Regions from separate parts of the Homo sapiens genome. Here region 2 is linked to region 1. The links are chromatin loops, found by intact Hi-C in ENCODE. Cell type or tissue: A673. All regions are shown on one strand.

Region 1 (5,000 bases):
CAAGCTCTGAAATCTTTGGAAACTACATTGTAAGAGACAATTGGTTCTATAGAGGGAAACCCTTGCAAAAGTTACATGTGCTCTACTGATATATCAAATGTATGTGTGTATGTGTGTGTGTATAGTAGAACTGATGGTAGATTATTTCAATTATATAGCATTAATGACAGGTGGACTCAATTTATTTTCTCTAAGCAGCTGAAAATTCTCACCAAGAAACAGCCTTCCTGTATTCACCACCTTTATTTGAAGTTGAGAAATAAAATGTTGCCAAGTATATCCAGGGTCATCCCATTTTTCTAAACACAAGTTTTCTCTGCACTATGACACTCACATTACTGCTGCTAACATGACGAGCTTCAGATATTATCAGGAGGCATTTTGTATAGTAGTTAATAGTATAAGTTCGGGTACTAGTCCTGGATTCAAATTTTGGGTTGGCTACTATCCAGCTTATAATCCTGGATAAATTATTTAATTGCTCTCAGTTTCAATTCCTCATCTTCCATAAACTGGAATAATACTAGTACTGACATCCAGGGTTGTGAAGAGAATAATCTACATCAAATGTCAACAGTCATTTTCTGTAACAGACCAGACAGCAAATATTTTAGGTTTTACAGGCCATATAATATAGTGTCTTTCACAACTACTCAACTGTGCCTTTATAGTATAAAGGTGGACCTATACAATACATAAACAAGTGGGCATGGCTGTGTTTCAATAAAACTTTATTTACAAAAACAGGCAGGAAGACTGATTTAGCCCACTGGCCCTAGTTGGCAAACCTCTGGTCTATATTAATGCTTAACACAGTTCTAAACATTAATTTTAATTAATGTAAATTAAATGTTATTAGTTCTGTGGCATACATTTCAACGTATGCCATTATTCAAGAATATGTCACAATCATACAGGCCATACTGTATTTCTCCAGAAACTAAAATTACTATATCCTAAAGGAAACTACCATGGTTTGAAGATTTGTTTGTGAGAAATTCTGCAGTAGCATCTGGTGATCTGGTGAGAGGGACATAATAATCAGTAAATAGTTTGCAGTACCTTCTTATCAACTAAATAGATGAACGATGCTATAAAAATGAAACAAAAGTGACTTAATGAAATCTTCAGTAACGTAGGGTCACACATTTATTCATTCTTCAAAGTAGTTATCCTTTCACTATAATTTCCTTCCTAGATTTTGCTAAACATATACAACTGGTAGAAGCCTAATGTGCTGTTCCTGTAACATTATATTCCTGTTCCTTGACTTCCTGATATAATGAAGCTGATTATATTCCGTGTTTGATAATGTTCATCCTATTAGGATTGGGAAATCCATTGACCACCGAGCACAACCTTATGTTCATGTTCTTATCATTAGCACCACTCCAGCTATGGAGCTGTCAGCATTTTCAGCCTAAATGCTGCTTTCAGGGGCCTGCAATTCAGTCATAAAAATTAGCTGCAGGCAGAAACTTGATATATGAAGTCCAGATCCAAGAGAGAATTTTATTACATTTTTAACACAGAGAGAGAAGTACATTAGACCATTATAAAAAAACATACAAATTAGTGTAGTGAACTTGCTCTGCATCCTTTTCTGTTCTGACGTAATTTAAGATTGCATTCATATCTGCCCCCTTCGTTTTCCATGTATCCATGAAGGAATCTTACGGATTTCCAGTGCCAGGTGACTTTACGACAAGTTCCCTTAAGGTTACATTTAAGATTGGAACAGAGCAGCTTGAGTCTCTATTTGTCAATGGGAAAAAGATTTTCCAGCCTTTTATGAATTCAAAATTAATTAGAATAAATTTTCTGCCATAATGCAGCAACACAGGGTATGACCTGCATCAGGCTTCATGTTTTATGATTGAGTTTTAAGAACTGGCTTGTGTGCAAAGACTTTTCTTTGACGTGAGATTGAATTAAGGAAACTTAATTAACATTTTCTAATTAAATACTGCATTGTGAACTCAATCGCATTGTACTCTGCAACTATGATGAGATTGTTCTGTCTTTATTTAAATAAACAAGATGGCTCACAGGGTTGAGAGCTTGGTTGATAACCATCCCTTTCTTTCCTCAGTTGTCACCTCTGCTTTTCAGAAATATTATTAGCCACTCACCTAACTGCAGGAATTTGGTAGACACACATTTCTCAAAAATGCTCAAGGATACTAAAAATGATACCTGATCTCATGATTGACGAGAGTAGTAGTCTACCCATTTAATACCTAATTCCAGTTCATTCTATTCATTCGAGACAAACCCTATTTTTATTCCCTTTCACCTTATTTTCTCCATGGAATATGTGATGTATAACATGTATCATGTAATACACAATAGGTAGCGTATAATATGTGATTTCCAGTGACCACCATGGTGTTCAATTTAATAGTTAATGTGCCATCCTCATCTTACTTGCCCCGAGAGCTGCACTGGACAAAGTACACACCATTTCTCCATGATACTCATCTTCCCATGGCTCCCAGGACACCACATTCTCTTAGTTTCCCTCCCACCATTCTGGTCACTCCCTCTCACTCTTTTTTGCTGGTTAGTCCTCTTCCCCCTAGTCTCCTAATATTGCAGTGCCCCAGGGCTTAATCCTTGGTCATCTTCTCTACTCTCCCTACTCTCATTCCACTGATGAGCTCATCCTATCTATATGCCAGTGCCTCCTTAATGTATATACTCTGCCCTGACATTTCTCAAATCTTGCATACCTAACTGTCTATCCGTCTCTGCTGGAATAGACACTCCAAACTCCATATGTTCAAAATCGAGTTCCTGATCTTTTCCTGCGGACCTGCACCACCCACAGCCTTCTCTGTCTCAGGGACGGTAACTCCAGTTGTCAGTTGCTGAGGCCAGAATCTTAGAAATAATCCTTGACTTTTTATTCTCTCACTCTTTACATCCAATCTGTCAGGAAATTTTCATGCCTCTCACTTGAAATTTATCCAGCATCTAACCACTTATCACTTCTCCAACTCTTATCAACCTGGTATAAGGCACTTACCACAGTTTGTTGCTCCAAAGCTCTCTGTTTTACATTGTCAGCAACAGTCCTTACAATGATCTACAAGGCCCAATCTGGGTGAATTCTTCATCCCCCCGTCTTAGCATGTCTCCTCCTCTCTGACTTTCTTATGCCACAACAGCCCCACTGGCCTTCTTGCTGTTCTTCTGACATGCCAAGCACACTTCCTTCTTAGACCTTTGTACTCACTGCCTGCAATGAATGCCTGCAATAACACATCCTCCTGGCTAACTCCCTCACCTCCAAGTTTTTTCTCAAATGTCACCATTTCAGTGAGTCCTATTTCGATTTCTATTTAAAATTGCAAACCTATTCTACTGCCAGCATTTCTGAGGTCTACCTTTTCTCCTTTCCCCATATATCTTATCACCTTTGAACAGATTATCTAACTTTTGTCTGTCTGTCTACCCCTTATCATTTGCCCACCACATTAGGATGCAAGTCCCATGGGGGCGGAAAGTTTTGCTTTGTTCTTTCGTACATCCCAAGCACTGAGAGTAGTGCCTGGCACATAGAAGTAACTCAGTGAACATCAGAACTATTAAAAGCATATACAATCAGACGGGCATGGTGGCTCATGCCTGTAATCCCAGAACTTTAGGAGGCTGAGGCAGGAGAATCTCTTGAGGCCAGGACTTCAAGACCAGCATGGACAACATAGTGAGACCCTGTCTCTACAAAAAATGAAAAAATAAAAAAATCAGCTGAGTGTGGTGGCATGCACCCGTAGTCCGAGCTACTCGGGAAGCTGAGGCGGGAGGTTCACTTGAGCCCAGGTGTTCGAGGATGCAGGGAACTATGAGTTCACCACTGCACTCCAGCCTAGGTGACAGAGCAAGACCCTGTCTCAAAAAAACGCATATGTAATCATTGAAGAAAATTAAATTATAACTATGAAAATTCAAGCAGTCACAATATAGTGCAAAACTGAATGGTTTATTAAAGATGTTTAATTTGAAGGAGATTTTTTACAAGTAACATTTGTTTTAAATTATTCTTATTAACATTTTAAAAGATTGATTTTGCATGATACAAGAAGGATGGTGGCTTCCTATATTACAGAAGTAATATTTTAGAGAAGTAATAGTTCCAGTCATTGCCACAGAGTTCTAAATAAAATTTGCACATGGAAAATTAAGCATGTAAAGCAATTGCATCCTCATGATTTAGCTAAGAAAATGTCCAAAACAGTTAAGGTCAGTCGTAGATTTAACTCAGTGTTTCAAAACCATTTGATTCATTGGTACCAAAAGCAAGCGTTTTACATTTTTCTCCAAATCTTTGGATGTTGTTATTTCTTCTTTAAGCACCATAAATTTTTAGCTATGCATGCTTACTAGAAGTAAGCAATAAGCAATAACTTATTCCTTTTCATCTGTGGCTTATAGAACCTCTTGCTTTGTGCATATGTTTTGCCCCTCTATTTCACTCCAGAGGTTTTGATCATATCAAGTTTCACTTAATAAAGATGAGTAGAGGGCAAAAATCAGTAGTAACTTTGGGGAAAAGTAGAAGTTCCCCTTAGGCATTGAATTATAATCAAGTGAGGAAAAGCTATTATTGATACTCATTCAGAATTTCATATTAGATCATTGAAAATCTTTAGGAATAATGATTGCGGAGTCACCGCTAATAACTTAATGACAATTGAATATGTTAAAGGCTTTGAAAAAGATAAAATAGATGTAGATGACAACTCCTGACTCAGATGACTATAGTAATTTTTCATAATTACCATTCACAGAATACAATTTAGATAGAAATAAGAGCAAGAGTTAAATGCAATACGGAGTAGCTCTAATAGGACCTAGACATCAGGGTTAATTTGAAAATTATAGTTCCTAAAGTAATTGTGTTGCAGAAGCCTATCATACAAAATATAAACCATGAAATAAAATTTTTATGAACTTCTTACTAAAGCTGTTTTTATACCCTTGTTTTGATGATTTAC
Region 2 (5,000 bases), 640 kb before region 1:
TTTTTTGAGGCAGAGTCTCACTCAGTCGTCCAGGCTGGAGTGCAGCGGCATGATCTCCGCTCACTGCAACCTCTGTCTCCCAGGTTCAAGCGATTTTCCTGCCTCAGCCTCCCTAGTAGCTGGGATTATAGGCGCACGCCACCTCACCCGGCTAATTTTTGTATTTTTAGTAGAGACGGGGTTTCATCATGTTGGCCAGGCTGGTCTTGAACTCCTGGCCTCAGGTGATCCGCCCTTCTCGGCCTCCCAAAGTGCTGGGATTACAGGCGTGAGCCACCTCGCCCGGCCTTATAAATATATTTATACCTAGGTTTGCACATGGAAGCAAGCATCACTATTTTAGATTATGGACATCTTAATTTTCAACTTTGGCAGTAGGTTTTTACCTGTAAAATGAAAGGAAATCAACCTGATTATATACTGTGTACTTTGAATCCATTTGAGGCCTACAAATTGTTTGTAAAAACAATTGTTTTTGTCCAACTGCTTTTTTTCCAACTGCATATATGATTTATGGAATTTGATGATAAGATCATGGAATTTTTCTCAACCAAAAGTAATGGTTTGTGACACTAATACATGAAGCACATTCCAGAATGATACTCCAGATTTTAAAAAGAGTAAAGGCAAAAAATTGCTAACGTCTCCAAACATTTTCCTGTGAGCCACTAACCATTGCTAATGTTTCCTTGACAAGTGAAGAAAACAATTATTTTTTAAATATTCTGTCAAATGGTACTATTTTCTTCAGGTCAATTCTAAATTCCAAAATTTCAGGGATTATGAGCAAGCTCTCGATCGCTCTCATCCAGAATTTATAGTGTCCGTGAAACTTTATGTGCAGTACAGGAACATTTTACATTTTGGGGTTAAGAGTTGCAATAGTTTGGATGATTCCTCTGCAAACTGAAACTAATAGAGTCATACAATACAGGACCATGTTCTTAAGGCAAATATACTATATAGTGAATGAAAGAAATGGATTTTGGTAACTCCCTTTCGGGCTGAACTGAGTAAGCAGTTCTTCACACAAAGGCACCATGATACAGTGATAAAAATGGTGAGTTGGGATACCAGAAACTTGGTTTCTGGTCCTGGCTCTGTCTCTAATTATTGCATCCTTTTAAACAAGTTAAAGGATAGCTTTTTGCCTCATTTCTCTCATTTAAAAATGAGTTTAAGAGGAATTATCGCTGAAGTCCTGGATCATGCACAGCTTCTGTGATGTTATAATCCCAGTTTTACATGGCCACCACATGCCTAACATCATCTGTGGTGGCTCCTGGAAAAAAGAGGGGATGTGAGCAAAAAAAAGGAAATACAGCAGGGAGATGTGATATGACAAAAATCTTGCTACCACAATTGTTGGAAACAGAAAGCTTACTCAATCGCTGAGAGCTAAAAAGGGCTTTTATGCACATCTCCTTGCTACTTTACTGTTTTCTGAGTTCAATTCCAATGGAAATGGTAAATATGAAGGGGCCTTAAAAAGAAATAGCATCAGGATGTTTTACTATAGTTCTGCCTTATTGTATATGGAATAGACTTGATACTAGAAAATTGACAGCAAAGTGTAGTTCTCTATATAACATTTTTTTTCCCCAACTGCTTTTGTAGAACTGAAACTGCACTCCCAGGGGAAGATAAACGATCCCACAAGGTGCAGTAAAAGTCAGAGAATGCTATTGCAGTAGGGACAAGATGGCCCAGAGACACAGTCTACCCAACACCCACATTTAACTGATGCAGACCTGCAAACAGAGAGTCTTCATGATTCACTCAAGGTCAAGAAGCCGGTTAGTTACAGAGTCAGAGCTGAGGCTGTATTTACTCTTTCCCACAAGCAAGGTTCAACTGTTCCTACTTGAATTGCATATGATTACATACAGTATGAAAAAGGATTTTTTTCTGTTAACTGTTGACAATATTAACATCAGTCACTAATTTTAATAATAGTACTTAATTGATGCTTTGTATGTGCTAAACAGTCTTGTAGGTGTTTTACTCAATATAGTTTTATTAACTCATCTAATCATCCCAAGAATTCTGTGAAATAATTCTACGTACACTCCTACTTTACAGGAGGGGCGCCCATGCCCCATTTAAAGATGACATTTGAACTTAGACACTTTGGCTGTAAATCCAGTGTTCCCAATTGTGCTATAATGCCTCTGAACTTAAATGCTACAAGAAAAATCAAACTACCAGGTTGGACCTCAATTATGATTACAGTCATATGAGATGAGCCACTTAATTGTATGGATCTTTAGATATATAACATTTTATAACTTGAGGCTCATTCATTCAACATGTAGTGATTAAGCATCTATTATATGTACAGGGATTTACCAGGTGTTATAAAGGCTACCAAGGATAATGTAATTGATAATGCTAGTATGCGTGATAAAATGGTATAATTCAAAGTATAACGAATAGCATTAATAACAACAGTTCTTAGATAGTACGTATTTAATATGGGCCAGCCTTTTTGCTAGGCACCTTGCATATATTATCTCATAATTTTCACCCCAGTCATTAAGCCAAGTCATATTTTTCCATTTTAGAAATGATGAAACAGACGTGAATAGGTAAGCAACTTACCCATACTTACAAAGGAAGTGACAGAGTTGGTATTCAAATCTAGGTCTGTGTGAATAACAACCTCATTTTATTTCAACTACTCTGCTTTAAATTAGAAAACCCAATCCTATCAAAAGAACACGTGAGGCCCCTCTCCAGGCCCAGCTGGGAGGCTTATTGCTGAATGCATGGCCAGAATCCATTGTGGCTTCTTTTTGCACAGATCTTACATGTTCCCCGGGGGGTTTATTATCTCCCCATATATGGTAAAGAGGAGAAATCCTGGAGTTCATCTCCAGTCTTTCTGTTTAGGCTTTGCCCACCAGTGAAATTTAAGAGCAGAGTATTGCAAAGCGTATTTGGAATATGTTAAGAACCCTTCATTTTGCGTTCATGCTTTGATGCTTCAACATCCTTCTCATTGTCCTAATTTTGAGTCCACATTCAAAACCAGCTGAAACCCCTTGAAAATAAACCCAACCGCTGGCATCTGGCTCCGCAGCCACCCACCTTGCTTGGTTTGCTTTCAAATTGCCCGGTGAAATTCACTGGCACCAATCACAAGTCCTCATGCTCTCTCTGCTCATCACCTATTAGGTCAAGCACTCATGGGTTGTGCCGTGTTGTGGCCCTGCATGGCATACTGTCACCCTCTCTCTGGGACCTGTGAGAATAAGAAATGTCATCCTCTCAAATCACTTTCTCTTGTTCTCCTGTGGCGGGACCAACTTTCCCATACCTTAACCAACACCTACATTCTTAGAACAGATGGAATGAATGGAAACGAAGCTACACAACTTTCTAAACTTGTGATTCTAACTTCAAAAGTAATGATTACTTTTTCTCTTTCCTGCTGCTTTTCTATTTTATCTCTCATTTTTCTAACATCTTTTCTCTCATCTACCTCTGAAGATCCACTCTACCTAGGATCTGGAGCCTTCCTTAATTCAGTCACTCATTTAGGGACTGTACTGAGTTTCACCAGGGGTTTCACCAAATAATGATATAATTTCAGCTCTTTATGCCTTTTGAGTGACACTCATAGGAAGAGAAGGATTGCATCTCTACCTCTAAAGGGTCTTGAATTGTGAAAGAGTTTCCCTCCCCTCTTCTCTTGTGCTCTACTTCCTCTGCTTTCCTCCCCTCCTTTTCCCTCTCCCCCACACATGTAAACATTGTGTAATTCCATGTGTGTCCCTGTTATCTATTTGTTTCTAGTGTTAAGGTGACTTACAGCTTAGGGGTACAACTGTATATGTATTATATTCAGATGCAGACTTGTCAAGACAAATACAGTCTTCCTGACACTGATGCATGCAGTCAACACTGGAACAGAAAGTTGATAGCTGCATTAAAATTTTTGCAATGGCTGCCATAGAAACCCACGCAAGAGTGACTTTGCGCTGAAATATGACATCTCAGGGATCTGTCTGGTGAATCTTTGACACAGAAAGAGAAATAAATTAGAAAACAGTTTTCCACAGAGCCTTTTAGATCCTTAAAACTTGAGTCTCAAAGCACTTGAACAAAGTAACTATTTGGAAAAAGAAAAGGTATTCGTTCTTGGCATTTTTAAATTCATTGAATAGATTCTCCTTAAATGTTAATAGCATTTTGATGGGAGAATTACTCTATTCAGAGCATTCGGCTCACCTCAGAAATGATTTAAAAATTTTATGTTATGCCTTTTAAATATTAAGCTTCTCATTTTCCATCCCATATCAAAACTGGCATAACATTTCAGAAGTCAAGGTTTAACAGTCAGCAAATAAACATATTTGCAAAACTGTTAAATGATGATTATTTTTGCATTTGATACGCAATTGTATCTACAATATATGTCTTGAGGAATATGTGTTTTATTCACTGCATGTATGCAAGCAATAAAATTTCACTAAGCAGACTCCATGGCAAATTAGTTACCTGAGTATTCCAATTACTGAGGTTCCTCAAACCACTAGAACTTTCATCTTTTTTTTCAGTCCTTTTTTTTTAATCATACTCTAAGTCTGGGATACATGTGCAGAACGTGCAGGTTTGCTGCACCCATCCACCCGTCATCTATGTTAGGTATTTCTCTTAATGCTATCTCTCCCCTAGCCCCCCACCCCCCGACAGGCCCTGGTGTGTGATGTTCCCCTCCCTGTGTCCATGTGTTCTTATACTTCACCTCCCACTTATGAGTGAGAACATGCGGTGTTTGGTTTTCTGTTCCTGTGTTAGTTTGCTGAAAATGATGGTTTCCAGTTTCATCCATGTCCCTGCGAAGGACATGATCTCATCCTTTCTTATGGCTGCATAGTATTCCATGGTGTATGTGTGCCACATTTTCTTTATCTGGTCTATCATTGATGGGCATTTGGGCTGGTTCCAAGTCTTTGCTATTGTGTACAGTGCTGCAATAAACATACATGTGCATG

Evidence for each region. Hi-C counts contacts between places; a loop is a spot of excess contacts. Peaks named below come from ENCODE experiments on the same cell type or tissue, not always from the same donor. Only the 100,000 strongest peaks of a DNase experiment are listed, where the experiment ranks them.
Region 2: a loop joins it to region 1, with 2.5 times the contacts of the local background. A loop is called at or near these places in 1 of 110 quality-filtered maps.

What each region holds. Positions count from the first base shown.
Region 1 is chrX:29,881,921-29,886,920 of GRCh38, forward strand. All of the region lies in intron 6 of IL1RAPL1 (interleukin 1 receptor accessory protein like 1), which reads left to right. Among named protein-coding and RNA genes, the nearest start is that of MIR4666B, 310 kb to the left of the region's middle. In A673, no CTCF peak of the experiment used is centred here; no DNase peak of the experiment used is centred here.
Region 2 is chrX:29,240,247-29,245,246 of GRCh38, forward strand. All of the region lies in intron 2 of IL1RAPL1 (interleukin 1 receptor accessory protein like 1), which reads left to right. Among named protein-coding and RNA genes, the nearest start is that of MIR4666B, 330 kb to the right of the region's middle. In A673, no CTCF peak of the experiment used is centred here; a DNase peak (open chromatin) is centred at 2,805.